Linked DNA regions of Homo sapiens: regions 2, 3, 4 and 5 are each linked to region 1. The links are chromatin contacts, found by Hi-C or POLR2A ChIA-PET in ENCODE. All regions are on one chromosome and are shown on one strand. The core of a region is the stretch at or near the end of the contact, and the rest is flanking DNA. Distances in the headings are between cores, read along the strand shown. Region 1 overlaps LOC107986479 (a long non-coding RNA gene). Region 2 holds the start of UBTD2 (ubiquitin domain containing 2). Region 3 has its middle 30 kb from the start of UBTD2. Region 4 overlaps SH3PXD2B (SH3 and PX domains 2B). Region 5 holds the start of ATP6V0E1 (ATPase H+ transporting V0 subunit e1).

Region 1 (5,516 bases), core at 1,875-4,374:
CAAGTTTCCTCTTCCTGGACACCTCCCCTGACCCTCTCAGGTTAGTCAGGGCTCCCACGATGTCCTGGTTTTACCCTCGCCAGAACACTGGCCATTCTGTTGTAACATCTGCTTCCATTTCTGGCCCTGGCCCCTGGCAATGAGGATGGTGAGAGCAGAGATTTGTCGTGTTAGATTGATTTGCTAATTCACTGGGCTCTACTTTGTCCACTGTCTTTTATTTTTTATTTTGTGAGATGGGGTTTTGCTCTTGTTGCCCAGGCTGTAGTGCAATGGCATGATCTCAGTTCACTGCAACCTCCACCTCCCTGGTTCAGGTGATTCTCCTGCCTCAGCTTCCTCAGTAGCTGGGATTACATGTGCCCGCCACCACACCTGGCTAATTTTTGTATTTTTAATAGAGACGGGCTTTCGCCATGTTGAGCAGGCTGGTCTCGAACTCCTGACCTCAGGTGATCTGCCCACCTTGGCATCCCAAAGTGCTGGGATTACAGGCGTGAGCCCCACGGCTGGCCTGACCATTGTCTTTAGAGGACTGTCTCCTCTTGTCAGTTCTTTTTTTATGTCCTTATCCAGGCCTTTGTTGCATTAAACAATAATAACTTTTTTCTTATTATAACAATAAATGTTTCTTATAGAATTTAAAATTTTTCTTACATGTAGAGAAGCAAAAGAAGAAAATTAAACCACTTTTATTTCACCCTCATTGTACTTCCATCCAGATGACTTTTGTTAACATTTTGGTACATTCCTTCAGCCTTTTATTCCCATGACTAATTGTTCATGTATATTTTAATGTTATCATATGGTATATATGATTTTGTAGCTTTTAAATTTTTTTACTTAACAACGTATCGTTAATATTCTTCTCGTACTGAAGTTGGTCCAGGGAGATACAGTCCCAGATCTTGCTGTAAGGCTGGACCTCAAGCTGGGAGAATATGACTCTGGGCACGCCAGGGCTACCGTGTGCAGAGGCAGTGAGAGAGGAGGATGGTGCTATCATCATTCGCAACCCATTTAGTCCAACAGCTTTCAGCACCCCACAGCCAGTAAATACTTTGCACTGAGACTGATACAGGCCAGTTGTGCTGGGTTTCTGCTACTCCTGCTTGAAAGGCGGAACCTACAGAGGTTTCCAATCTACAGAGCTTGTCACAAACCCAGAGCAAACTTCTCTCTTTTTTTTTTTTTGAGACAGAATCTGGCTGTGTTGCCCAGGCTGGAGTGCAATGGTGCAATCTCGGCTCCCTGAAACCTCTGCCTCCTGGATTCAAGCGATTCTCCTGCCTCAGCCTCCTGAGTAGCTGGGATTACAGGCGCCCGTCACCACGCCCGGCTAATTTTTGTATTTTTGGTAGAGACGGGGTTTCATCATTTTGGCCAGGCTGGTCTCGAACTCCTGACCTCAAGTTATCCACCTACCTCGGCCTCCAGAAGTGCAGACGTGAGCCACCGTGCCCTGCCCCAGAGCAAACTTCTTTTGAACCAGCTGGGGCATAAATATCTCAAGCACTGGGGAGGCACTTTTTTTTTTTTGATGGCCAAAGGTGCAGTTTTAGCTGCATTGTCATTTCTGTCTATCTTTGAGGGTTTAAAAATATTGCATTTTCCTCCCCTACTTGTTTTATTCTAATGTGCCCGGCACAGGGTCAGACGTGCGGGTTAAACGGAGCGGGTCAGGTCAGTAGGACCGGAGTAAAGAAACGTCGTGTCCATGTGCCATCCTCCCAGCATTGCAGGGGCGGGGAGATCCTTTCCCAGCCCCAGCCCCAGCCCACCACACCCTCAGCTCCAGTCCACCCCCAAACGCAGACTTGACCCCAGACCCAGACTCAATGTCACCCTGACGTGCCTCCTCAAGGTTACCCAGATCCACAAGGCCATTTGCAGGAGTCTGGCTTCCCGGTCGTTGCGGCTTCTGCAGGATGCGCTCGGGGGGATGGTAGGGGGTGTAAATCTGTCCAGCACCTGGACCTTGACCAATGTCTTTCTGCTCAGGTCTTTGCCACTTCTCACCGTGGCCACTAGAGAGCGACAGTGCTCCATCTTCTAGAAAGAAACCGTCCAATCCCCGCGCCTTCTGCCGAGGAGCCTGGCGAGCCACCTCCCTGAACTTCAGGACTTTCAGTTTCACTCCCTTATGGTGAGGGCGCGGAAAGGGAAGCCCGAGGGGACGGGGCCCTTACCCAGGATCACTCCCAGCCCAGGCCGTTTCATTGCCCTTTGCCTGTCCGTCCATCCTTTCCTGGGAGGCCAAGGGGAGCTTGCCCTGTGGGAGGAAGCCTGCTCAGGAGCGCCAGCCAGCAGGGTCGTGTGAACCTCTTGGAGAAAGGCTGGTTTGTTGCAGAAGGCAAATGTCTCTTGGGACCTTTGCCCCCACCCTGGAGGGCTCCTCCAGCACGGGGCCCATCAGCTTCTGCGTTTGGGCAGCTCCTTTCTGCAGGGAGTGCTCAGGAGGAGCTTCTGCCTGCCAAGGGCTGTCCAGCATCTAAGGTCCAGCTCGGGTAGTACCTTGCGGGAGGCTCCCCCAAGCCGGGTCTGTATTCATAACACCTCCAGATGAAATAACTCCAGGGTGGAAAGATAGCAAGGTCAGCCGGGAGGGATGGCCCTGGAGTAGGTTCTAGACAGCCCTGGGACCACCTGTCAGAGGGACAGAGGCAGAAGGGAGTCTGCCATTGCTCAGAGTCATGTAGGGAACTCTTTTTGTGCTGATCAGGGGTGGGGTGGCACCAGAAAAAGGAGACGGAGTCAGCGTGGGAAACTGCGGGCAGATGGGGAAGCCAGAGAGGGTTCCTGGGAACATCCTGGTGTTTCTTTCCTGGGGTGGCCGTGGCAATCTCTCAGAGCCCCATCTCCATCCCTCTGAGGTGGGGTGGTTGTCCCTGGGGAACCCAAAGTGGGCTTGGGCCAGCGTTGAGGCTGGGGGGGCCAGCGTGGCTGCAGGCAGCTCCCCGCTCAGCTCAGTTGGGGAAGGCTTGGTGCTTCCCACGCCCCTCCTGGAATGCGGGGCTGCTCCTGGGAGTTGAGCAAAAGTGTGGCTTTCCCCTTGGAGTCTGAGGTCGGTCAGCCTCCCAGGCCTGGGGCCAGCGCTCTTGACTGGGAACCAAGACAAGCAAGGGGCGGGGGCCTGGGCCAGCCCCGAGGCCTGGCACGACCCCACCAGCAGATCACCACTCCGGTTCATTCTTTGTGGAAGGGAGGTGTGCTAATGCCAGAAATTCCACGCTGGGTGTGGGTGAGGGGTGTACACACTAAGACTCTCCTGTTTGGTAGACCCTGTGTTGGGAGCCGGGGATGCGCCGCGTCACCTGCAGATGCTGCTGACAGTGTCGCAGGGCAGGCTCACTGAGGTGGCACGGGAGGCCCAGGAGGTTGTAGGAGGATGGAGGCAGCCCCTGGCCCAGATGGGACAGGGGAGGGCATGGGCGAGGGGTAGCTGGTGTAGCAGGGTCTAGAATACTCCTAAAAAACATTTAGCACCTGCTATATGCCAGCCACTTTCTGACACAATTTGACACCCCTCTTCCTTCGAAGCTGCAGAAACTGAGGTTCAGAGAGGGTATGTAACTTGCCCAAGATCCCACAGCACAGGCAGGCCTGTCCCCTCAGCTGGAGGGAACTCACCCACCACACTAGACCCCATCACACTGGAAACCCCAGCTCAGAGCTAAGATGCCAGGATGCAGCCTCCTAAGGGCTGAGGGAGGGTGTGGTCTTACAGGGCCCACGTAGGGGCCACGAGGGGGAGGCTCAGAAGGGGGCATCCCCATCGTGCAGCTACAGGGGGCACATTCACGTAAAGTTTGGTATGTGAGAGGCACCCTTAGGAAGCCCAGTGGGGAGGGCAGGTCCTCTGCTGGCTGGGGCAGAGCATGGATGTGAACTCAGTTAGGCCGGCCCAGCCCTCCTAAGCAGGCCCACATGCTCCTGAAAGGATGGCCAAGGTCTTCGCTGGCCAGTCGGAGAGTCAGGAGAGTCAGGCTGTCTGTCTGGGGAGAAGGGTTTAGACCTGGGAAGGCCCAAGCTGAGAGGGGAGGAGGCTGACGAAAGGGGATCAGGCTGCCTGAGGCATTTCGTTTTGATGCATCTCCTCCCCAACACACCCCACTGCTGGGCTTCTGGAAGCTTCTCCATAGGTGTATTTAACAGCCAAGGTCGGGGTTCTGTTCCCATAGCTCGATGCCTGGAATAATCGTGTTTTCCACATCCCTGTGTGGGAGCTTCCAAGAGCTGGGAGATCAGAGCCTGAAGGGAAAAGCAAATATTCCCTGTCCCTGGAATTGAACGGATAGGCATTGTGTGAGTCAGGACACAGCTGATGTTCTTCTAGAAAAAGCCCTTCGAGGTGCTGAATCTGGCTGTTTTTTTCTTGTCCTTTTCTTCTTACTCTCCTTCCTCCTTTCCCTCCCCCTCCTCCTGACAATGTACCCACAGACATGCTGTGATGTGGTGGAAAGAGCCAGGCCTGGTTCAAATCCTGGCCCCACAGCTCCTAAGCAGTGTGATGTGGGGCAGCCCCTTCCCCTCCCTGTAAAATGGGACCGTAATACAATGGGTGGCTGGTGGGAGTCTGTGAAATCACAGCTGCAAATGTTCTAGGCCCATTTGCACTTGGGAACCAGGGGGTCTAGGTCCAAGGACATAATTACAAACAGAAAGCGAAGAAACTTTTTGTCTTTGAGAGGCCATATAAAGTAGGAGAAAGTTACTGATTCCTTCTCAGTCTTGGCTTCTTGCCTGTAAAATGAAGGTAATGATGGAGCCACTTCAGAGAACTGTTGTGAGGATTTACTGATGTCATGGATGTCCTTTGCACACACTAAGTGCTTATTAAATGATCTGGTATTATTATCTTTCTGGAGGATTTCTTGTCCTGCAGGAACTCAGGGAATGAGAAAAAGGGATTTGCATGCACAATAGTGAACCCCCACCGCACCAGGCTAGGTGCACCGCAGGTGGCAGGGGCTGGTGAGGGCCAGCGCACGGGCTGTGTGCACTGCAGCATGGGAGGAGGAATTGGATGTGCCAGGGAACATGGCTCAGGTGTTGGTAAGAACACACAGGGCCAGGAGAAAGAAGGATGCCTAACTGCATCGCTAAATGATCCCGAGCCCTCGTGGCCTGAATTGGATCGTTCCCACAGCTTCAGAAGTGCACTGGTCTAAACATGTCTGTTTAGGGGTCTGCCTTCCCCTCCAGATTGGTTGGTTCTTGAGGGTAAGGGCCATACCATACCTAGTTTTGTATCAGGTGTGGGCATGTGACAGGTTCAGGGATTGAGCTTTTGATCCAAGGAGTCAAAGGAGAGACAGCACTGGGACTTTTCCCGAAACTTTTTTAAAGGGTCACTAAACTGGCATGATATGAGTCACTGGAGGTTGTTCTGGTTGCTGCAAAGGGAGAGTCTGCCTGAGAGTGCCATCAGCTCAGAGGAAGGCAGAACTGAGAGACAGAGGCAGAGGCCTGACAACATCATGTGAATACCCGGATCTAGCTGTTCCTGAAGCTAG
Region 2 (5,516 bases), core at 781-3,280, 410 kb after region 1:
AGTGCTCATCGGAGAGCCCTCATCATTTGGGTGCCTACCATCTGTTTAATAGACATCGTGGAAGTCTTGGTTTCTGCAATTTCTAGAGTGAAATTCAGGACAAAGCAATCTCTTTGCAAATATTCGGCATGCAGCTTCTCTTCTTCAGGGAAGTGATGAAGTGATGTGTCTGCCAACGTGTATAGTTAGTTGAAAATGATCAGACAGAAGGCTTTGTGACACAGCCCCTGATGTCAGAGCAACCTCTGAAAACTCATAATAACATCGATGGCATAAGCTCTTTTTGGAATGTTCAGGACCACAACTGAGGACAATACTAATTCTTCAGGATGAGTTTAATATAGCAGATTTCTATATCTCACGACATTTCTGTGTTTTAACCTAAGTGTAGGTTTTGCTTGTCTACTGTCTTTTTATCAAATGAATACAGAGATCTAAATCTTTGTATAATAGCTTGATCTATTTCTGTGAGCTAGATTTCCAGATGTGGAATAATCCCGAGTCAAAGGATATGAACATTTTTAAGGCTCTTGATCTGCATTGCCAAATTGCTTTGCAAAAAAGATTGAACCAATTTACACTCCCACCAGCAATGTATGAGAATATATTTAAATGCAAATCCCAAGCTGCAGAGCATCTCTTTCTTAGGTATTTCAACTTAAAAAATTTTTTTTCGTGCTAAGCAAAAGCTGACCCAGGATGTTAAAAAAAGAAAGTCTGATATAAAAATGGAGCAGATAGTTAAAACAGCTTCTTAGGCAGAAATAAGCTTTAGAAAGTCCCAAGCAGGATGATAACAATTTTAAGGCATCATAGCACGAAGCACAATTCTAAAGGGACCATTAACAATTTGGCTGAGATTGGAAAAGTAACCGCCAAGAATGTTGGGCGTGGTCAATGTCCCAAATTCTAGATTCGAAAAGGCAGGGTGTTTCACTCATTTACACTTCACTTTGGCCTAAGGACGATTTAAGATACCCAAAGGCAGGATCTTGATAAGTAGTATTGTTTGAATCATTAATCCCGTGAAAATGAAAGAAACCCACGCCCCCTGAACTAAGGTCAGCGTTTATCTCTTCTTTCCAGGCGTTCCATCAGGACGCCTCGCCTCTAATCTCAGTTTGGTTTGCCACAACCACTGCCTCCACCCCTAATAATGGGGCCCCATGATTTTAGGGAAGACGGGGGTGGGCAGGCAAGAGGAAGCCCAGATTCGGGGTACCAACCCACGGAGCGCCATACAAATTCAAAGGGCGCTGGGACCTCAACGTTCGGCCAGGACACTCTCCCCCGAGCCCCCGTTATTTGGGAAACCGCCCCGTCCCCGCCTGCGAGTCTTCCACGACTACTTCTCGGTTCCCCCGTGCGACCCGCTTCCACCAGCAAGAAGGAGCCGACGGCCGAGGAGCCAGGAACTCGATTTCGCCCCTTCCCACTCCTCTTTTCTCACTTTTGTTCGGCTTTTTCCTGCTTTCCCTCCCTTCTTCCCTCTCCTTTCTTCTTCCCGTCCTCCCTCTCTCCTCCTCCCCTCGCCTCCAGTCCTCCCCCCGCCTGCAGTCCTCCCCCCACCTAGCCCCCTGCGTCCCCTCCCCCGCCTCACCCTCGCCCCGCTCCGCTCGCAGCCCCGCCCGCAGCCAATCAGAGCGCGGCCTCCGGTGGCCCCGCCCTTCTCCGGCGATTCCGGGCGGGCCGGGCCGAGCCCAGGCCGTGGGTGCGGAGGGCGGCGCCGCGGGCCGGGGGCCGATGGGTCCTGGCGGACGCGAGGCGCCGGCGCGGGGCTCGCCTGGACTCGGGTGTGCGGGGCTGTGAGGGGGCGAGGCGGGCGCTGCGGCCCGCCCGGGATGGGCCAGCCCTGGCCTGGCGGGGCTGAGCCGAAGGCGAGGGCGGCGCGCGGGCCAGGCCTGCCGGGCGGGCGGCCCGGGGGTTGAGGTAGAAGTGGGCGCGGAGGAAGGGGCCGAGCCAAGGCGGTGGGTGGAGCGGCGAGGGGGGCGGAGGCTGGGCCGCGGCGGGCGAGCGGAGCGGCGCGCCTGTCCGGAGCTCGGCGGTGGCGCCGGAGGAGGCTGCAGCGGCGGCGGCGGCGGGCCCGGACGAGCGTCCGGAGGTGGCGGACGAGGCGCCGGGGGCCCCCATGGGCGGGTGTGTGGGCGCCCAGCACGACTCCTCGGGCAGCCTCAACGAGAACTCGGAGGGCACCGGAGGTAGGTGAGCGCCAGGGGGCAGCCTCGGCCCCCCATTGTTCCCGGCCAGGCCCGGCCACCTGTCCCGACCCCCGCGGGCCGCGCCGGGCCCCCGCGCCCCTTTGTCATCCCCTCTTCCACGTCATTCCCCGCGCTCCGCTTCCGGCTGTCCTGCCAGCCGCGGGGGTCGCCCCTTCCCGCCCCAGCCCTGAAGAAAAGTCCTCTGAGCGCCGGGGACGTAGCCCTTGGCCTCGCCGACCGCCCCGCTCGGCTCGGGGAAGTCGGACCCGAAGCTGCCCTTCTGGCCACCTCACTCCCTCTCCAGGCCGTTTAATTATTGAGGATCAGGATGGCGGCGCCGGGGTTGCAGAAAAGCGAATTGATGGCGGGGGGAGGGAGCTTGATGCGTTCCCTCCGACGGGCCCCGCCACATCTTTCCGCACCCTTCCTTGTTCTGTGGAGTTGGCTGGTCTCAGCTTTCCTGAGTTTCAGATGACAGCTGCCCCGGTTGGTTCCAGATTGGCCATTTAAACCTGCGAGTTTCTGGAGCTCGGCTGGAGGAGTCTCCAGTGGCCGCAGGCATTGTATTAAGGAGGGGTGGGGAAACGGTCTTCCCGGGTAAAACGTGGCTCCTAGCTAGAGCTTGGGGGTGTTAGGCCGGTGTGCTGTCGGGGTGGGCTAATCACATTCCCATCTGTCTTACGTAGAAGGAAAATATGTAGGATAAAAGTACAAGTGCAGTTGGACCCTGACTTACCCCACCCAGTAAGATCAGTACTTTAAAAGTTTTCTAACACGGGAACGCACTCCTACTTTATAGTAAAAGCGTGCTGAGGATAGGTATTTTAATTCAATCAGTAGTAGTTGTAGTATGGCAGTATAATAATAAAATTAGTTCTATCTTTATTTAAGTGACCTTTGGTTACGTCCATTCTGTAGAATATTTTAGTGATAAACAGCCTTTAGGCAAAGATGACAGCGTTGGTTTGATTTGTGACCTAATGTTAGCTGCCTTAAAATGTGCATGTCTGTAAATTTTTAAATTGTTTGGGTATGGGAGGGTTTACAACTTTTTCGTAGCATACTAACATTTAGACCAGTTGCTTGCCCTGTCACTTAAGCTCTCTTCACAAACCATGTACACCTAAGTTTTTTGGCTAATGGATTTCCTGAATTCCATGATGGTTAGCCATGCCACTTTATTAAAATCTGTGGGTATCCTGTATGACTAAATCCTGGGTAAATAACTTGAGAACTCAGTGGAAGTTGTCTTGAAAAAGTCCATGAAAATGCTACTTTATAGTGTATTTTATGTCGTAGCATTATTACTGGCATATTGAGATCCTCAGTGACAACAAAGCAGGAAGATAAAAAGGGCACGATTTAAAACAGCCTTGGGTTAAGGTGAAATTGAAGGATCAAAATGAATCTTCCTCTAATTGTGTTGATCATTAATGATTCTGAAATATATTAGTATTTGTTATCGCTAGTGTTTAGTTTTAATTAAATTTTTTTCACACTCATTTTAATATTGTCATAAGCATTTTGCTCTTCTCCGTAATGTATGTGGATTAATTTATTTAAGCCTTTTGGTAGTGTGACTTATGACCAGACAGGCATTATTAATATGGGCTTTAAAAAGCGTGAAATCTTAGCTTTGGGTAATTTATTACCGGTGGTATCCAGTTAGATAGCTATAGTATCAGTTTCTTTGAGGACTGAGTTCTCTGGACCGTAAGCTCTGCTGTACATGAAGTTTAGAAAAAGGAACATTAACCACCAAACGTCTTTATTTTCTTTTGGAGAGAGGACATGGGCCCTGATGTAACTGGGGTCAGGGAAGAGGCTCTTGTACTAAAAGGATTATTTCTGGAATTTGATTATGGACGCTTTTATTCTCCATTATTGTCATGATAATTAAGAGTTAATTGTGGTTTAGTGAAATTAACTCAGGTGTGTTGCAGGTTAACATATAAAAAAAATTATTGCTTAATAAGTAGATTGTTGGGAAGGGAAAGACTTTTTCCTAAGGGTGTTGGCACAGATCCCTAGCTTTTCAAACATACTGTGGTAGTGAGTTAGGTTTGGGGGATGTGTGGAGGGCTTGGTTTGGTTTCTCGAGACAGGTTCTTGCTTTATCGCCCAAGCTGGAGTGCAGTGCCAGATCACAGCTCACTGCAGCCTTGACCTCCCAGGTACAAGTGATCCTTCTACCTCAGCCTCCCAAGTAACTGGGACCACGAGGTGCATGCCACCGCACCCGGCTAATTTTTAAAAAATTTTTAGTAGAGGTGGGTTTTGCCGTGTTTTTAATCTGAATGTGTTGGGTTATGAAAGTTGTTTTATCAACATGGAGTCTTCACATGCTTCTTACAACGGATTTAAACTTTCCATGACAGATTTAATTACATTCACCAACCAGGCGGGGTGGCTCATGCCTGTAATCCCAGCACTTTGGGATGATGAGGCGAGAGGATTGCTTGAGCCCCAGGAGTTGGAGACCAGCCCAGGCAACATAGTGAGACTCTGTCTTTAAAAAAATAAACAAAATAATTACATTCACAGTGTTGTGCAAACATCACCATTTTAGAATAGCTTGACCCTTTCTAAATATCAGCCAGCCTTAGTAAGAAAAAGATTTTAAAAAAATCTTTTGACCATTTGAAATACTATACTTTCCTTTTTCCCTCTGAATCCATCTCTTATGTATGCAAGTAATTATGTGTATATCAATAAAACCTTCCTTATTAGGTGTATTCTTTGAAGGAATTTGGGAGATTTTTATAAGAGACTGTAGAATATGGAAGTGGCTTAATTCACATTATAAGCTTTGCATTATCTATTGTTTTGGGATTAATTGTTGTATTTTCCTTTGGCATATACCTTGCCTAGAATTTAGTTCTTGAGCTCCAGCTACTTAGGCTTTTTTCAAATAAAAAAACTTTTATTTTTATATTTTGTTATTGAGATAGTATCTTGCTCTGTCACCCAGGCTGAAGTACTGTGGCATGATCATAGATTACTGCAGCCTTGAACTCTTGGGCTCAGGCAGTCCTCTGGCCTCAGCCACATGAGTAGTTAGGCTGGTTTTTTTTTTTTTTTTTTTTGAGATGGAGTCTTGCTCTGTCGCCCAGGCTGCGGTACAGTGGCACGATCTCTGCTCACTGCAGCCTCTGCCTCCCAGGTTCAAGAGATTCTCCTACCTTAGCCTCCAGAGTAGCTGGGATTACGGGTGCCCACCACCATGCCCAGCTAATTTGTTGGTATTTTTAGTAGAGACGGGGTTTCACCAGGTTGGCCTGGCTGGTCTTGAACTCCTGACCTTTAAGTAATCCGCCC
Region 3 (5,516 bases), core at 834-3,333, 380 kb after region 1:
TTAGTAGAGACGGGGTTTCACCGTGTTATCCAGGATGGTCTCCATCTCCTGACCTCGTGGTCCTCCCGCCTCAGCCTCCCAAAGTGCTGGGATTACAGGCGTGAGCCACCATGCCCGGCCCAATTTTTTTTTTTTTTAACCAGGCTGTTGCCGGGCACCGTGGCTTGTGCCTATAATCCCAACTCTTTGGGAGGCCGAGGTGGGCAGATCACCTGAGGTTGGGAGTTTGAGACCAGCCTGACCAACATGGAGAAACCCCATCTCTACTAAAAATACTAAATCAGCCAGGCATGGTGGCGTATGCCTGTAATCCCAGCTGCTCAGGAGGCTGAGGCTGGAGAATCGCGTGAACTCGGGAGGCGGAGGTTGCGGTGAGCCGAGATGGCGCCATTGCACTCCAGCCTGGGCAACTAAAGCAAAACTCCACCTCAAAATATATATATATAACAAAATAAAGTCAGGCTGTTAAAGGAAAAACTTGAGCTGAATTAAATTTAAGAGAGTTTAATTGAGCAAAAAACAATTCACCAATCAGGCAGCCCCAGAATCACAGTAGATTCAGAGAGACTCCAGGGATGCCTCATGGTCAGAACAAATTTATAGACAAAAAAAGGGAAGCGACATACAGAAATCAGAAGTGAGGTACAGAAACAGCCGGATTGGTTACAGGTTGGCGTTTGCCTTATTTGAACACAGTTTGAACACTCAGCAGTGTATGAGTGGTTGAAGGATGGCCACTGGGATTGGCCAGGACTCAGCTATTGTTACAGGCGCATACTCCTAAGTTAGGTTTTCAATCTTGTCTACTTACTAAGTTAGGTTGCAGTTTGTCCACAAAGACTCAAATAAAGACGTACAGAATCCTTCTCAGGCCATATGTAGTTTGGTTTCACAAGGCCTATTTAGAGATTACAAATTTCACCAAGTCCATTGAACAACTGGGTATTAAGGGCATTGTGGGGGTGTGCAGGGGACCATAAAGATGAGTAAGACTGTCCCTGACCTCAAGGTTCACCTCTAGAAGGGAATATAGACAAAGCAACTCCACTTTACAGTCATGCTGTTACCGGAAAGGGGTCTCGGTCCCCAAGAGAGGGGTCTCGGTCCCCAAGAGAGGGTTCTCGGATCTCACGCAAGAAAGAATTCAGGGAAAGTCCACAGAGTAGAGTGAAAGCAAGTTTATTAGGAAAGTAAAGGAATGAACGAATGGCTACTCTATAGACAGAGCAGCCCTGAGGGCTGCTGTTTGCCCATTTTTATGGCTATTCCCTGATGATATGCTAAACAAGGAGTGGATTATTCATGCCTCCCATTTTTAGACCATATAGGGTAACTCCCTGACATTGCCATGGCATTTGTATACTGTCATGATGCTGATGGGAGTGTAGTAGTGAGGATGACCAGAGATCACTCTCGTGGCCTTCTTGGTTTTGGTGGGTTTTTGCCGGCTTCTTCACTGCAACCTGTTTTATCAGCAAGGTCTTTATGATCTGTGTTTGTGCTGACCTCCTATCTCATCCTGTGACTCAGGATGCCTTAACAGTCTGGGAATGAAGCCCAGCAGGTCTTAGCCTCACTTTACTCAGCTCCTATTCAAGACAGAGTTGTTCTGGTTCACACACCTCTGACAATATCACGATCCGTGTTGCACTTGAGAGATTATGAGCACAGTAGAAGAACAAAGACAGGGAAGATCAATTCTGACCCAGGGTTGTCTGGGAGAGAAGGGAGTGTGGGTGCTTTAACTGTACAATAATTTCCAGACATTTAACAGTGCTCTCTTGCCTGGATTCTGGAAGTCATTCTGAGAATGCCTGTTTTCATTAGATTTTAATCACCCACAGGTCATATATTCCTTTAACGAATGCCTGATGACACCATGCAGAATGAAATGCGCTTTACTGCCTGCTTGGAATGTGTGCAGGCCTGCCTCATGGACCCCTAGAAGTTTCCTTCCAAAAGCAGTCCAGGTATGGTGAGAGGGAGGAATGGGGAGAACAGAAGCCCTATCTCTTACATACCTATACAGGGAGTGTACAACTCAGTTTGGTCCCTGGCCTCCTGTTGTCAGAGGGTGTGTAATTTCAGCTGGGTGGGGCTATGAGGTAAAGATTTCATGTCTGCCACTGCTTGGCTTTTTTTTTTTTTTTTTCTGAGACGGAGTCTCGCTCTGTCGCCCAGGCTGGAGTGCAGTGACGCGATCTCAGCTCACTGCAAGCTCCGCTTCCCAGGTTCACGCCACTGCTTGCTTTTGAAAGGTCTACCCACCCATAGCTCCAATGCATGAAACGCTTCATATAGCTTTGCTGCTTACAGCTCCTCAGTTACTCCTCACTTGCCGGGGATCAAGCCTAAGCCTTTTTTTTTTTTTTTTTTTTTTGAGATGGCATCTCACTCTGTCCCCCAGGCTGGAGTGCAGTAGCGCGATCTTGGTTCACCGCAACCTCTGCCTCCCGGGGTTCAAGCGATTCTCTCGTCTAAGCCTTCCGAGTAAAAGGGATTACAGGCACCTGACACCACACCCAGCTAATTTTTGTATGTTTAATAGAGACAAGGTTTCACCATGTTGGACAGCCTGGTCTCAAACTCCTGACCTCAAGTGATTCGCCTGCCTCAGCCTCCAGTGCTGGGATTACAGGAGTGAGCCACCTCGCCCAGCCCTAAGTCTTTTAATATGGCACACAAGGATGCTTCTTTATGAGTTAACACTGAGTACTTGGGAGACAAAGACAAATAAAACCTTTCCTACCCTCAAGTGAGAGAAACTCAACTGAGACTTACAGGAAATAAAATTTAAAACTACTGACTTACGAAACTGAAAATTCCACGGGGTAGATTCAAGCATTGCTGAATTTGGCTCAGATTATTTCTCAGGGGTTGGATTCTTCCTCTTTCTCAGCTGTATTTTCCTCTATGTTAGTGTCCCGCTTGGGTAGGCTCTCGCCAACTGGAGAGCAGCCCCAATTTTTTCCCTTTTAGGGACTCCAAGCAGCTGCAAGTTTACTTCCTCCAAAATTCATGGGCAGAAGAAAAGGCTCTTCTAAACAATTGGTTGGCAGGGCATGGTGGCTCATACCTGTAATCCCAGCACTTTGGAGGCCAAGGCAGGTGGATCACTTAAGGTCAGGAGTTTAAGGCCAGCCTGGCCAACATGGTGAAACCCTGTCTCTACTAAAAATACAAAAATTAGCTGGGTGTGGTGGCAGGTGCCTGTAATCCCAGCTACTCGGGAGGCTGAGGCAGGAGAATTGCTTGGACCCGAGAAACAGAGGTTGGAGTGAGCCAAGATCGTGCCACTGCACTCCAGTCTAGGCAACAGAGTGAGACTCCGTCTCAAAAAAAAAAAAAAAAAAACAAATTAACAATTTATTGGTTATTTGGGGAGTTGTTTCAGGAGTTTATTGTTTGTTTTTTAAAGTCCTGGATCTGCCTCTTCTTAGCTTAGTTGAATCACATGACCATCCTAGAGCAATCCTGGGTTTGGGATGCACTGATTGGCTTGAGTCTGAGACTTGGGACCACGCTGGAGTGGGGAAGAAGTGGGCTCCACCAGAATCAGATGGACTAAGAGTCATAGATGGGAGGAACTGGCTCTTCAGAGGGAATTCTGGCCTTCACTACTGGAGGAAGAATGAACGAATACTGGGCAGGCACAAACTACACAGATTAAAATCTAACCTTTATTCCACCGTGGCAATAAGTCCATTGTCTGGTCATAATGCAGAGTGTTCTGTATGGAGTCCAAAAAACTGTGTTGAAGAGCAAGACTTTGTAGAGTTTCTTCAATATTTTTCAAAGGGCACAATACTCTGATTTCTAGGATTCTTTCCAGTTATCCAGAGAAAAGTTTATCTTCTTATTTGTAGACTAGAGAAAGAAAAGTCACAAGATAATAGGAACATTCCTTAGGAAGATCCAATTCCATCTGCTCGAATTATTTGCTTAACCAGCAACCGTCTAAACTATAGCTGGGGCCAGGCGCGGTGGGTCACGCCTGTAATCCCAGCACTTTGAGAGGCCGAGGCTGGCTGATCACTTGAGGTCAGGAGTTTGAGACCAGCCTGGCCAACATGGCGAAACCCTGTCTCTACTAAAAATACAAAAATTAGCCGGGCGTGGTGGTGGGCGCCTGTAATCCCAGGTACTCAGGAGGCTGAGGCAGGAGAATCACTTGAACCTGGGAGGTGGAGGTTGCAGCGAACCGAGATCACACCATTGCACTCCAGCCTGGGTGACAGAGCAAGACTCCACCTCAAAAAAAAAAAAAAAAAAAAAACCATACTTGGGTGTCTTGAAAGGTCCCACCTGCCACATCAGAAGGGAGACCCTGTGACCAGGACTGAGTGGGTGGTTAATTTCCCCAGCATAAATGAACAATGTGGAATTCCATCATATGCATCTATCTGTTCTTTGTCATCTCCCTGAGCTTGCTCCTCCCATGGAAAGATCAAATCAGGCACTTGAACTTGGACAGCCTCCTTGCCGTGGTTTTTCAGTAAGTAGAGATGATGCCTCAATAATTAGGCAGGCTGGGGGAATCAGCCTCTCTCTTTGCTACTTGTTAGCTGAGACATTGCCCTTTCAGAGCCAAAAGCAATATTTTCATCCCTACTAACTTAGATTCCTGGCTTGCTGTAATTTAACAAATATTTTTCTAAATAGCTACCATGTATTACCATGTATTCACATTGGCCACCTGTGGTAGGTTGAACTATTTATTATTGGTCCCAGTTTTTCACCCCTCCATGTGTCCACACCTCTTGCCTGGGACTTTGCGCTCTCTCCCACCAAGTACTTCCTGGCCTTCCCCCATCCTTACATCTCCCTTCCTCCGCAGTGAGAACCCTGGCCTCCAATAATATCAATGTCTACTATCAAATCTACTCATTTGCTCAATCCTATAATATACCAAAGATAATTTTTGTGTTGTTTTGCCCATTTCAGTACAAAAATCAAATCTAATAAAACAGAAGTCAGGGTTTGTTTGCAATTTGCTTCCCAACCCCAACCCTGACCAAAACCAAGGACAAATATATAGTGTCCTCATACGGATTTGTTCTTTTCTTTCCTTCAATGTGGTTATATTATTCATCGGAAATGCTGTTAAATCAATTTGTTTTGGTTTGCTTTTAAAGACAGAATGTACTTCCCCACTCTGACTTTGGGCTTGACCATGTGACTTGCTTTGGTCAGTGGGATGTTGCCAGATGTGACGCAGCAGTGGGCCCCACCTGTGTTTCTGCAGTTGGCTGTGCCTCCTTTCTTGTACTAGTGCCTTAATCATGAGAGGACCATATTCTGCCTAGCCCAGTGGTCCAAGGAAGATGAGAGACACCTGAGGTGGGCCTGGACGCAACCCTCTGCTGGAGTGAAAGCCAACTGATTAATTAGCCTCAGCTGACCTGAAGACACATGCGGTAGCATAAATTATTTGGAAATAATTTCAAAAAATTTGTTTGAATTTCAACATATTGTTTGCAATTATTGTTAACATTTTATCCCATTGGTTCTCTCTC
Region 4 (5,516 bases), core at 855-3,354, 330 kb after region 1:
CAGTGGCCCAACTTTTTCTTCCTGCCACCCAAGATCATCCTCCACATCTGCAAAGGCCCCGGCCCATACCTTACCTGGAGCCAATGTGGACTTCGGAACTTCCAGAATCCAGCGCTCTTTAATTTCCTAGGGTGCCAGGAGGTTTGAAGGGGTTGATGAGGATCAGGGGTGCGAACAGAGATCCTAGAAGTGAAAAAGGATACCCCCTCTCATGGGCCTCAGTTTCCTTATCTGTAAACTGGGGTTGATATAGCAATCTGCCTTGTGGGATTATTATAGGATTTATAATCATATTTGTAAGGCACCTAGAATAGTGCCTGGCACATTGTCAGTAATGTATGCTTGATGCCGTTTTTATTACTACTACTGTTACTTAAAATACATGGGTGCCCCTGACCAGCAGTAGTATATTAGTTCATTCTCACACTTCTGTAAAGAAATACCTGTGACTGGATAATTTATAAAGAAAAGAGGTTTCATTGGCTCATCGTTCTGCAGGCTGTACGGGAAGCACAGTGGCTTCTGCTCAGCTTCTGGGGAGGCCTCCGGGAGCTTTCCATCATGATGGAAGGCAAAGGTGGAGCAAGCAGTTTTTATATGGCAGGAGCAGGACCAAGAGAGAGAGGGGCAGTGCTACACACTTTTAAACAACCAGATCTCCTGAGAACTCCATCTCGAGACAGCACCAAAGGGATGGAGCTGAACCATTCATGAAGGACCCACCCCCATGATCCAATCACCTCCCACCAGCCCCCACCTCCAACATTGGGGATTACAGTTCGACATGAGATTTGGGTGGGGACGCAGATCCAAACCATATCAAGTAGAAATTCCAAATTCAAAAGCTCCAGTACCTTTGCTGCCCCTGGGTACGGGCCCTGTGGTCAACTTCACAGGCCCCACAGTCATTCTCTCTGCCTCAGGGAATGGCGTCGAGAATTAACTTCAGCCTTTTCCCAACCAGTCCATTTATAGCTCCTCTTTCTAGTTTAATAGGTACTGGCCAGAGCCATGGCATCCTGCTAAAGCTGCAAATAGTTCCCGAGCCCCGGGGATAATTATATGTTTCTCAGAAAAGAGCAGAGAGAAGAGGAGCTGCCACTCTTGGGCTGGCAGAGTTTCTGGTTTCGAGTATGCAGAGACTTTCCCTAGAAGGAATGGGTGTGGGAGGGTAGAGAAGAGAGGAAAGAGACAGCTCTGGTTTGTGACAAACACAAATGTCCAGTCGGAACGGGCTTGATGAGGGGATTTGTCTGGAAAAGGGAGAAAAAGCTCTAATTTGTGGTGACTGCTGTTACGTCATTCACCTGAAATGATGGGGATGGATTTATTTATAGTTCAACTGGTTGGAAAATAGCATCTTTCTTCATTCAAACTAAGAATCCAAGCTGGGATTAGCCTTATATCTTATGTGACCTTTGAACACTTCCTTTATTTTAGAATAAGCCTTTTGGATTGAATTTTGAAGGGATCTAACATTGACAGACTAACTCCTGAGATTTCTACACCAAAACTCTGCTTTGGAGAAGGCTTATCTGCCTCTGGCGTTTCCCAGTCATGGCTGGCTGGCTGGCTCCTACAGACTTTGGCTAATGTGGTCTCAAATTCTGCTCATCCTGCAGAAAATGAATCTTCTCACTAAAAGTCAAGAGATCATGCAATTATTTGAGGAACATATTTCTTCCTGATTTTTCTAACCTTTACTTAAAAGCATTCTTTGTTTACTGACTCTTTCAGCAAGATTGACAGTATAGTGAATTTTTGGAAGGAAAATCCCCTTTACCCTTCATCTTAAAAATTCAAGACATGTCATCATGAAGAAAAAATATGCCCAAACAGAAAACTTCTGTGGTAGATAAGGCACTGTACCTCTTGAGAGTATTTTATAACACTTGATAATAAAAATCACCCTTCCAATGTCAGACTTTCCTCTTTCTCATCCCCTCTTCTCTCATATTTCCTGCTGGGCCACAAAAGTGATAATCCTTGCCTAGGAATCCTTTGATTTCACACTTGGCAACTCCTAGAATTTAGCTTTAGTTGCCTGCCGCAACATTTAGAGATTGCAATTATTATGGCATTATAGAGCTTGGCTGCAATATCACGCTCCACCAGTAGGTGTCTTCACTTAACAACTAAACGTCCTGAAGCCTAAGTGGAGACTCCTGGTAGATCAAATGAATGAACCTTTTTTCATCAGTTTCAATAAGTTGAGTGCTCTGAGTGAAATGAAGCAACTTGCTCTGAAAGAACTGGTGCTGAAAAAGCAACTCCATGCATTCTCTGAACCACTTCATGGCAGAGAACTACAGTCTAAGCTACTGCCATGGAAAAACAGCAAGGAGATTGTAGTCTTGGACCTGGCCCCAGAGCAAGTCTTGGAGGAAGTGCCAGCCCTGAGCCCTGTGCCACTCCGGGGTGTGCTCCAGCCAACCCAGAGTCACAGCCCAGAGCGCTCTCCCCTCCTCATTTCCTGGCTCTCTGTCTTGCTTATAGCAAATCTCATGATTCCTTGGTTCTGTCATTCTGTCACTGCTCATAGTTTTGCCAAATCCCATTGGCACACTGGTTAGGAGGGTTAGTGCAGAAACGCCCAGCGCATTCATCAGAGTCCTGAAAATTGTATGTGGTGCAACTGTGCCACCATCAGGTGTTAAAACTGGGTGGCAAAAGTTGAGCTTCTTGGACAGAGTAAACCTGACTTAACTGGATCTTCACTTAACTGAAGCCTTCTTTCTACTTATAGTCAAGAAGGAGTCATCTTTAATTTATAAGATTATAAATTTATAAGGATGCCTGGAGCCTTGTGTAGAGGAGGAAGGGTTTCTAGAAGTCTTCATTTATCCTGTGTTCATTCATCCCACAAATGTCTGTTGTACACCTGTGCTGGATGCTGAATGAACAAGACAGGTACAGTTATTCATTCAATATTTATTTAATGTATAATTAATTTATAATTTATTTAAACACCTACTAGGTGCTTAATAAATACTAAATGAGTAACTATCTGTACCTGGTAGTGCTCTGGGTCCCCAGGTGGAAACCATTCTCACAGTCTGGTAGCAAAGAGACCTGTATAAACAAAACGAAATGTGAAGGAAGGCATTTGAATGCTCCCTGAGATAGGAAGTCATTAAAGCTGGGGCGGGGTGGGGAGGGGTTGGGGTTTTTTTGTTAGTTTGTTTGTTTTTTGAGATGAAGTCTCACTCTGTTGCCCAAGCTGGAGTTCAGTGGTGCGATCTCGGCTCACTGCAACCTCCACCTCCCGGGTTCAAGCAATTCTTCTGCCTCAGCCTCCCGAGTAGCTGGGACTACAGGCACACACCACCATGCCTGGCTAATTTTTGCATGTTTAGTACAGACGGGATTTCATTATGTTGGCCAGGCTGGTCTCAAACTCCTGACCTCATGATCCGCCCACCTCGGCCTCCCAAAGTGCTGGGATTACAGGCGTGAGCCACTGCGCCCGGCAAAGCTGAGTTTTAAACTGTTCCTTCCTTCATTCAGACACTTACTGAGCCCTAGTAAGAAGCCACCCATGTTCTAGGCCAGGGGTTGACAAACTTTCTCTAAAGGGTCAGACAGTGAATATGTTAGCCTTTATAGGCCACATACAGTCTCTATCACTACTACCACCAATAATAATAATAATTCTTTCTCATTTTCTCATTCCTCTTCTCCTTCTTTACAGCTCTTAAAAAATATTTAAAAAAAAAACAAAACAAACAAAACAAAACAAAACAAAAAAAATACATAAAAACATTCAACCAGGCGTGGTGGTTTACACCTGTAATCCCAGCAGTTTGGGAGGCCAAGGTGGGCAGATCACCTGAGGTCAGGAGTTCGAGACCAGCCTGGCAAGCATGGCGAAACCCTGTCTCTACTAAAAATACAAAAATTAGCCAGGCATGGTGGTGCATGCCTGTAATCCCACCTACTCAGGAGGCTGAGGCAGGAGAATTGCTTGAACCCAGGAGGCAGTGGTTGCAGTGAACCGAGATTGCACCATTGTACTCCAGCCTGGGCAACAAGAGCAAAACTCCGTCTCAAAAATATATATATATATATTTTTTTTTATATTATATATTTAAAAACATATATATATACTATATATTATGTATTATAAAAATGTATTTTATATATTTAATATACATATTATATATGTGTATTATATATTAAATATATATGTATATTATATATTAAATATATATATATTACATATATTAAATATATATTTTATATATATATAATATATATATATTTTATATATATAACATATATATTTTATATATATATAATATATATATTTTATATATATAACATATATATTATATATATATATAACATATATATTATATATATAACATATTTTATATATATATATAACATATTTTATATATATATAATATATATATATTTTATATATATATATAATATATATATATTTTATATATATATATATAATATATATATATTTTATATATATATATAATATATATATATATAAGCATTCTTAGCTCCCCTTGCACCAAAACATATCACAGGCCTACGAGCCGTTAGGCAGTATGAATATAGCAGTGAACAAGAGACTGTCCCTGCCCTTGTGGCACTTCTATTCTAGAGTAGAAAAGTAAACAAGGAGACAAGTAAATATACAGAACCTATGACAGTTTTTGAAAGCACTGTGGAAGAAATAAAACTGAATGAGGCAGTGCAAGGCAGGCAGGGAAGGTCTCATTGATAAGATGCCACTTGAGCAGGAACCTGAAGGAAAGGAGAGCAAAGGCTATGCACATATCTGGAGAAGACTGTCCCTAGCAGAGGGAACAGCAAATGCAAAATTCCCTGCAGTAGAAACAGGCTTTGCATGAGAAGGACTGGCAAGGATGCTACTGGTCAGAGCCTAGCAACCAAAGATATAAGTGAATTAGGTTTGACTGCAAGTAGCAGAAAATCCAAAATAATTGTGACTTAAACAATTGAACTTTTTTCTTCTTAGTTCAAATCCCAAAGATAGTCCAGGAGTGATAGATTGTTCAATGGTAGCAGGGACCCAGGCCCCCATCTTGCTGCTCTGCCATGCAACACCAGCATTCCCAAGGTTGCTTATGACCCAAGATGGCTGCTGCAGCACCAGCCATCACATTGACATTTCAACCAGTAGTAATGAGGAAAGGGTGATGCAGAGCCAGTTACCTCCTGTAAGGACTCTTACCAAGCACATGTGCACAATTCCACACTTATATCCCATTGTCTGGGGCTTCGTTACATGACCACTCCCAACTATAAAGGAGTCTTATTCCAAGTGGCCCTGTGCCCTGCCAAAACTCAGGAATTCTATTACTATAGAAGAAATAGAGGATGGGGGATAAGTAACCATCTGCGCCACATTGGGGAGAGTGAAGGAGATAAGGTCTAATAAGGTATCAAAAGGCCAGGCGCAGTGGCTCACAACTGTAATCCCAGCACTTTGGGAGGCTGAGGCAAGTGGATTGGTTGAGCCCAGGAGTTCAAGA
Region 5 (5,516 bases), core at 1,732-4,231, 290 kb before region 1:
CCCATCCATCTCCTTGGCCTGCTTCTTGGGCTGTTTCAGGGGCTTCTTCCTGCCATCTGTGAAAATGGACATGGTGCCTGCAGCCTCTTCCCCAGACTCTGACACTGGACTTGTTTCATTTTTGAAGAGACAGGGTCTCACTGTTGCCCAGGCTGGAGTACAGTGGTGTGATCATAGCTTACTGCATCCTGGAACTCCTGGTCTCAAACACTCCCATCCCCCTCACTCAGCCTCCCCAGTAGCTAGGACCACAGGTGTGCACCACCATACCCAACTAATTAAAAAAAATTTTTTTCAGAGATAAGGTCTCGCTGTGTTGCCCAGGCTGGTCTCAAGCAATCCTCTTGTCCGGCTTCCCAAAGTGCTGCATATTATGGGTGTGAGCCACCGTGCCCAGCCTTGCTTGTGTTTTAAGCCAAGTGTTAGTACAAGAGTCAAAAAGTTAAAAATAATTCAAAAGTTTAAGTAAAAAAGTTACAGGAAGCTAAGGTTAATTTATTTTTGAAGAAAGAAAAATATTTTTTCAGAAATTTCATGTAGCCTAAGTATACAGTGTTTCTAAAGTCCACCATGGTATACAGCAATGTCCTGGTTCTTCACATTCACTCACCAGTCACTGACTCACTCACAGCAATTTCCAGTCCTGCAAGCTCCATTCATGGTAAGTGCCCTACACAGGTGGACCATTTTAAATCTTTGATATGTATTTTTACTGTACCTTTTCTATGTTTAGATACACAAATACCATTGTGTTACATTTGTCTATACAGTATTTAAGGACAGTAACATGCTGTACAGGTGTGTAGCCTACCTAGAGGCAACAGGTTCTACCAAATAGCCTAGGTGTGTAGTAGGCTGTACCATCTGTTTAAGTAAACTCTTTGTTCACACAAAAGCCCAACTAACACATTTCTCAAACATAGTCCTTTTGTTAAGTGACACATGTCTATATATCACTAGCTGGTCAAATACCTGAATCATGACACTCTCTAGGGCTAAGTGGAAACAGGATGGGTTTCATTACCCTGGATAATGGCAATGACATCCCAAGGAAGGGGAGAGAATGGTCTTTAAGAAAGGAATTGTCAGTGCTATTAGTACATTAATAAATGCTTCTTTGAGTACAAAGGCCATAAAGGCAGACAGTAGGGTAATGAAACAGTTGAAGATATAAACACAACAAAGAAGCACTTTGTTGTTCGCTAACTCCAGTAGGAAAAACAAGTCTAATTAACTTTGGTAAATACAATTGCTTTAATAATGCCAGAATTCTGACTCTGTCCATCAACCTCTATAGGTAGGAGAGATGACCCCATATAACTGGTGTTACCAGGGAGGAGGAACTTGATACTTAAAAATGATAAAAATTCATCTACCATGTATCTTTTAAAAAAAAATAATTTTAGACTAATAAAGCAAATGTATCCCAGGGAGCAAAAGGGGTTCAGGTCACAAAATATTAGGGAAGTAGTAAAAATCTTTTTCTTTCTTTTTTTTTTTTTTTTTTGAGACGGAGTCTCGCTCTGTCGCCCAGGCTGGAGTGCAGTGGCGCGATCTCGGCTCACTGCAAGCTCTGCCTCCTGGGTTCACGCCATTCTCCTGCCTCAGCCTCCCGAGTAGCTGGGATTACAGGCGCCCGCCACCACGCCCGGCTAATTTTTTGTGTTTTTAGTAGAGACGGGTTTCACCGTGTTAGCCAGGATGGTCTCGATCTCCTGACCTCGTGATCCGCCCGCCTTGGCCTCCCAAAGTGCTGGGATTACAGGCGTGAGCCACGGCACCTGGCCAAAAATCTTTTTCTTTTAATAAAGACAATAGAACTATTCACTCAACAGGTATTTATTGGGTGCCTCCTGTGCATACAAGGTACTATGAAAACCAGGCACTATGAAGCCACCAATTAGGTTCAAGAATAAAGCAAGAGATGGTGTTTCTGACAAACTGACTTCAGTCGAAGTTTCACCTCTCATCATCTTGAACTGAGAAAAAAATGACTGAGAAGCAAAAGAGGAACCAGGAAGAGGGTGTTCCAAGGCTCCTTTGAAGATTAAGCCTCTATTTTATACTACAGTTAAAAAGTTTAATTCCAAAAGAGACAAAGCTCTAACCAACAAAGAAGTCTGGAAAAACAAAATCTTTCTTAGCCAATCATTCTAAGCACTTCTTACACTCACATACAAGAGCCGGAGCGCCCTCCAAAAGGCATGACGCAGGGGTTTCTCAACAATACCTCCTGCTCTTTGGTAATTAATCTCGCTTTAGATCAGGCCCCAACCGCCTCCTGGCGCCCACTAGATGCAAGGCCTGGGCTCAATGTTGTCGAAGGAGCTTGTTCTGTACGCAACCGCGACAGCATGGGAGGCAGAGAAGCCAATTTCTGTTTTATTTATTTGATCCTTAAGTTCAGGCAAACGAGGCCTCATGTGGGTGGAAGGCAGGGCTAAAGGGGGACAGTCGACTAGGGACAAACCCCAGTTTCTCCCAGATTCGGCCTGCTCATTTCCGACTGCACCTCCCCACACAGGACTATGATGAGAAAAAATTCCCCTGAAACTCGTTTCCAAGGGGGGTCCACCAAAGGTCACCCTCCACTCGCTCAGGCCGGAGGACACTGAAGCTGCTGCGAAAAGGAACACAAGGAGTTCCGCCGGGTCGGGGGCCTGACTCTGCAGCGCGGGGGGCGCCCATGCAACGTTCTCTGACCCGTGTGGGGGTCGTGCCTTTCCCCGCCCCGGCCTGCTAGCTCCTCACCGCCCGTTCCTCCCAAGGCGGGCCTCACGCACTTACCCCCGGTTAGGACCCTTAGGGATGAACCAAGGCACCAAGAAGCCGACGAAGCCCCAGAACACGCTCATCACAATGAGAGGCACAGTGAGGCCGTGATACGCCATGGTCGCCGCCTGAGCGCCAACCCCTACCCCGTCGCCTCACTCGGATCCCACCAGGAAGTGTCAATAGCTGACCGCGTGACCAGCGTGTGCAAGCCCCGCCTCCCGCGCCCCCACGTGACCCGCGCGCCGGCCTCCGCCCCTCGGGGAGCCCAGAGGCAGAGCCCCGCCTTCGCCTGGCTGTCTCCTGGCTGCAGCTCCTTGGAGGCATGTCGCTCACCCCAGAGCTAGGGATTCGGTCACCCGGGGCTCAGCAAAGTGTTCTGATGAGAACTTGGCCCTTTTAGACAAAGAGTGTAGTTATCTACAGCCTCATCTACTTATGCAACAGACATAGAGAACTTAACAATAGTTGTCCCTTACTATTCTGAATTCCCGTGTGCCTGGCACTGGGCCATGATCTTTAAGTTCATGAGCCCCAGGCCGGGTGCGGTGGCTCACGCCTGTAATCCCAGCACTTTGGCAGGCTGAGGCAGGCGGATCACTTGAGGTCAGGAGTTCGAGACCAGCCTGGCCAACATGGTGTAACCCTGTCTCTACTAAAAATACAAAAATTAGCTGGGTGTGGTGGTGCGCGCCTGTGGTCCCAGCTACTCAGGAGGCTGAGGCAGGAGAATCAATTGAACTCGGGAGGTGGAGGTTGCAGTGAGCCGAGATTGCGCCACTGCACTCCAGCCTGGGCAACAGAACAACACTCTGTCTCAAAAGAAAAAAAAAAAAGTGCATGAGCCCGTGTTGAACTCCTCACTTCAGCCTATGAGGTAATTGTAATTATTATCCCCACTTTGCAGTTGAAGAAACTGAGGCCCAGGGAAGAGGATAAGGATCTTGCCCAAAGTCACATAGTAAGTGGCAGGGCCAGGATTCAACCCCTGATTATCTGATTTTCAAGGCCAGAGCTCTTAACTAGCGCACCACTATTTATCTTGTGTGCTGTGCCAGGCTCTGGAGTTACAGAAGTCAATCAGGCACCCCTGAGGGAGTTCACATTCTGGGGAGCAGATGACCTTGCAAACAGGCGACTCAATGCAGTGTGAAAGTAAGTGGACGACCCTGCAAGGCTTTCTACCCAACTCGTCCTTGCTGAGCCTTGAAAGACAAGTAGAAATTAGCCAGAATGGTAAGAAGAAAAACAGGCCAGGCATGGTGGCTCACACCTGTAATCCCAGCACTTTGGGAGGCCGAGGCGGGCAGATCACCTGAGGTCAGTAGTTCAAGACTAGCCTGGGCAACATGGTGAAATCCCATCTCTACTAAAAATACAAAAATTGGCCAGGTATGCACCTGTAGTCCCAGCCACTCAGGAGGCTGAGGAACAAGAACCGCTTGAATCCCTGGGAGGCAGAGGTTATAATGAGCTGAGATCGCACCACTGCACTCCAGCCTTGGCGACAGAGTGAAACTCTGCCTCAAAAAAAAAAAAAAAAAGAAAGAAAGAAAAAGAAAGGTAAAACAGTTTTGTTTGTTTGTTTGTTTTTTGAGACAGGGCCTTGCTCTGTCACCCAGGCTGGAGTGCAGTGGTGCTCCATAGCTCACTGCTGCCTGGAACTCCCGGGCTCAAGCCATCCTTCTGCCTCAGCCTCCTGAGGAGCTGGGACTACAGGTGTGCACCACCACACCAGCTAATTTTTAAAATGTTTTGTAGAGACAGAGCCTCGCTATGTTGCCCCGGTGGGTCTTAAACTCCTGGCCTGAAGGGATCCTCCACCTCAGCCTCCCAAAGTGCCGGGATTACTGGCATAAGCCACCGTGCTGAGCTGATAAACAGGGCTTAGAACGCTTGCTGAGAATTTTCACATATGTTAGTTATAGTATGCGCCAAGCTTGGAATAGACAAGGAAGCCAGTTCTCAGAGAGGTTGAGGAGCTTGATGATAAAGCTTACAGGTGAAAGCAAGATAGAAAGCAGGTCTTTAAATGCAATGTGCTTTACCAGGGACCATGGTTTCCTTGCAGTAGCCACATTGCATTAACTCCTGATTTCTTTCATCAAGTAGAATGGATTCCTGTATTAAACGGGAAACTGGACCAATAATCTTCAACATCTGTACCAACTTTTCGGACATGATTCTAAGCCTTTAACCTGATCAGCAATGTAGAAAACTAGTTTGTCTCCTTTGTGCTCATAATGCTTCCCCAAAACTTAGCCCCAGCAGAAATCCTATGGTCCTTAAGTTCTAGCCCAAACACCGCCTTCTCCAAGACCCATTTCATCCTGTTAGCGCATCTCTTTGGCCTTGTTGTATATGTATCTTGACCAACCCTCTACTAGAGGGCCAACTCCTTGAGAATAGGCACTGTTTCACTGATCTTTGTTTCCGGGAGGACTTTATACATAGAATGTGCTCAATAAATAACTGTGCAACTGAATTGAGTAGCTAAGAAGGGATGAGGTCAGAACAAAATTAGAGAAAGAAGTTCATTTCTACTTTCTCCTTCCTTCCTTCCTTCCTTCCTTCCTTCCTTCCTTCCTTCCTTCCTCTCTCTTTCTTTCTTTCTTTTTTCTTTTTTTGATGGAATCTCACTCTGTTGCCCAGGCTGGAGTGCAGTAGCATGACAATGGCTCGCTGCAACCTCCACCTCCCTGGTTCAAGCGATTCTCCTGCTGCAGCCTCCTGAGTAGCTGGGA

The links. Hi-C counts contacts between places; a loop is a spot of excess contacts on that map. ChIA-PET counts read pairs that join two places held with the same protein, here RNA polymerase II (POLR2A). Pooled maps may share reads with other maps.
Region 2: a map of ascending aorta shows a loop between it and region 1 (5-fold over the local background). The contact joins the promoter of UBTD2 here to the enhancer-like site in region 1. A Hi-C loop is called at or near these places in 8 of 168 maps with a recorded cell type or tissue (B cell, CD4-positive, alpha-beta T cell, CD4-positive, alpha-beta memory T cell and 4 more), 4 of 37 single-sample maps with no recorded cell type and 26 of 50 pooled maps. POLR2A ChIA-PET finds 5 or more read pairs at or near these places in 1 of 52 experiments (PC-9).
Region 3: a pooled map shows a loop between it and region 1 (3-fold over the local background). The contact joins two enhancer-like sites. A Hi-C loop is called at or near these places in 1 of 168 maps with a recorded cell type or tissue (HepG2), 2 of 37 single-sample maps with no recorded cell type and 2 of 50 pooled maps. POLR2A ChIA-PET finds 5 or more read pairs at or near these places in 2 of 52 experiments (H1 and activated T-cell).
Region 4: a map of dorsolateral prefrontal cortex shows a loop between it and region 1 (2.7-fold over the local background). The contact joins two enhancer-like sites. A Hi-C loop is called at or near these places in 4 of 168 maps with a recorded cell type or tissue (ascending aorta, dorsolateral prefrontal cortex and posterior cingulate gyrus) and 13 of 50 pooled maps.
Region 5: a loop to region 1 is called in a pooled map, with 5 times the contacts of the local background. The contact joins the promoter of ATP6V0E1 here to the enhancer-like site in region 1. A Hi-C loop is called at or near these places in 2 of 168 maps with a recorded cell type or tissue (IMR-90 and endothelial cell of umbilical vein) and 8 of 50 pooled maps. POLR2A ChIA-PET finds 5 or more read pairs at or near these places in 3 of 52 experiments (WTC11, activated CD4-positive, alpha-beta T cell and naive thymus-derived CD4-positive, alpha-beta T cell).

The regions. Positions count from the first base shown.
Region 1 is chr5:172,694,206-172,699,721 of GRCh38, reverse strand. LOC107986479 (a long non-coding RNA gene) reads left to right here. Exons shown (of 3, transcript XR_001742997.1): 2 at 2,002-2,146. Among named protein-coding and RNA genes, the nearest start is that of MIR5003, 35 kb to the right of the region's middle. RefSeq lists enhancers at 1,786-1,845, 1,916-2,075. Within about 2 kb of position 3,124, at least 13 of the 41 ENCODE cell types and tissues checked have a DNase peak (open chromatin) inside an H3K27ac peak, as active enhancers do; they include ascending aorta and dorsolateral prefrontal cortex, where a contact is called at or near this core.
Region 2 is chr5:172,280,278-172,285,793 of GRCh38, reverse strand. It overlaps UBTD2 (ubiquitin domain containing 2), which reads left to right and starts at 2,030. Exons shown (of 3, transcript NM_152277.3): 1 at 2,030-2,198. The coding sequence starts at 2,129. LOC100288254 (a long non-coding RNA gene) reads right to left here and starts at 197. Exons shown (of 2, transcript NR_130933.1): 1 at 39-197. RefSeq lists enhancers at 753-1,352, 1,353-1,953 and a silencer at 1,528-2,437.
Region 3 is chr5:172,311,483-172,316,998 of GRCh38, reverse strand. No RefSeq gene overlaps it. Among named protein-coding and RNA genes, the nearest start is that of UBTD2, 30 kb to the right of the region's middle. RefSeq lists enhancers at 1,070-1,159, 1,190-1,279. Within about 2 kb of position 2,083, at least 3 of the 41 ENCODE cell types and tissues checked have a DNase peak (open chromatin) inside an H3K27ac peak, as active enhancers do.
Region 4 is chr5:172,367,444-172,372,959 of GRCh38, reverse strand. All of the region lies in intron 6 of SH3PXD2B (SH3 and PX domains 2B), which reads left to right. Among named protein-coding and RNA genes, the nearest start is that of SH3PXD2B, 84 kb to the left of the region's middle. RefSeq lists an enhancer at 5,461-5,516. Within about 2 kb of position 2,104, at least 2 of the 41 ENCODE cell types and tissues checked have a DNase peak (open chromatin) inside an H3K27ac peak, as active enhancers do; they include dorsolateral prefrontal cortex, where a contact is called at or near this core.
Region 5 is chr5:172,981,236-172,986,751 of GRCh38, reverse strand. It overlaps ATP6V0E1 (ATPase H+ transporting V0 subunit e1), which reads right to left and starts at 2,981. Exons shown (of 4, transcript NM_003945.4): 1 at 2,788-2,981. The coding sequence starts at 2,891. RefSeq lists a silencer at 2,927-3,106 and an enhancer at 2,872-3,166.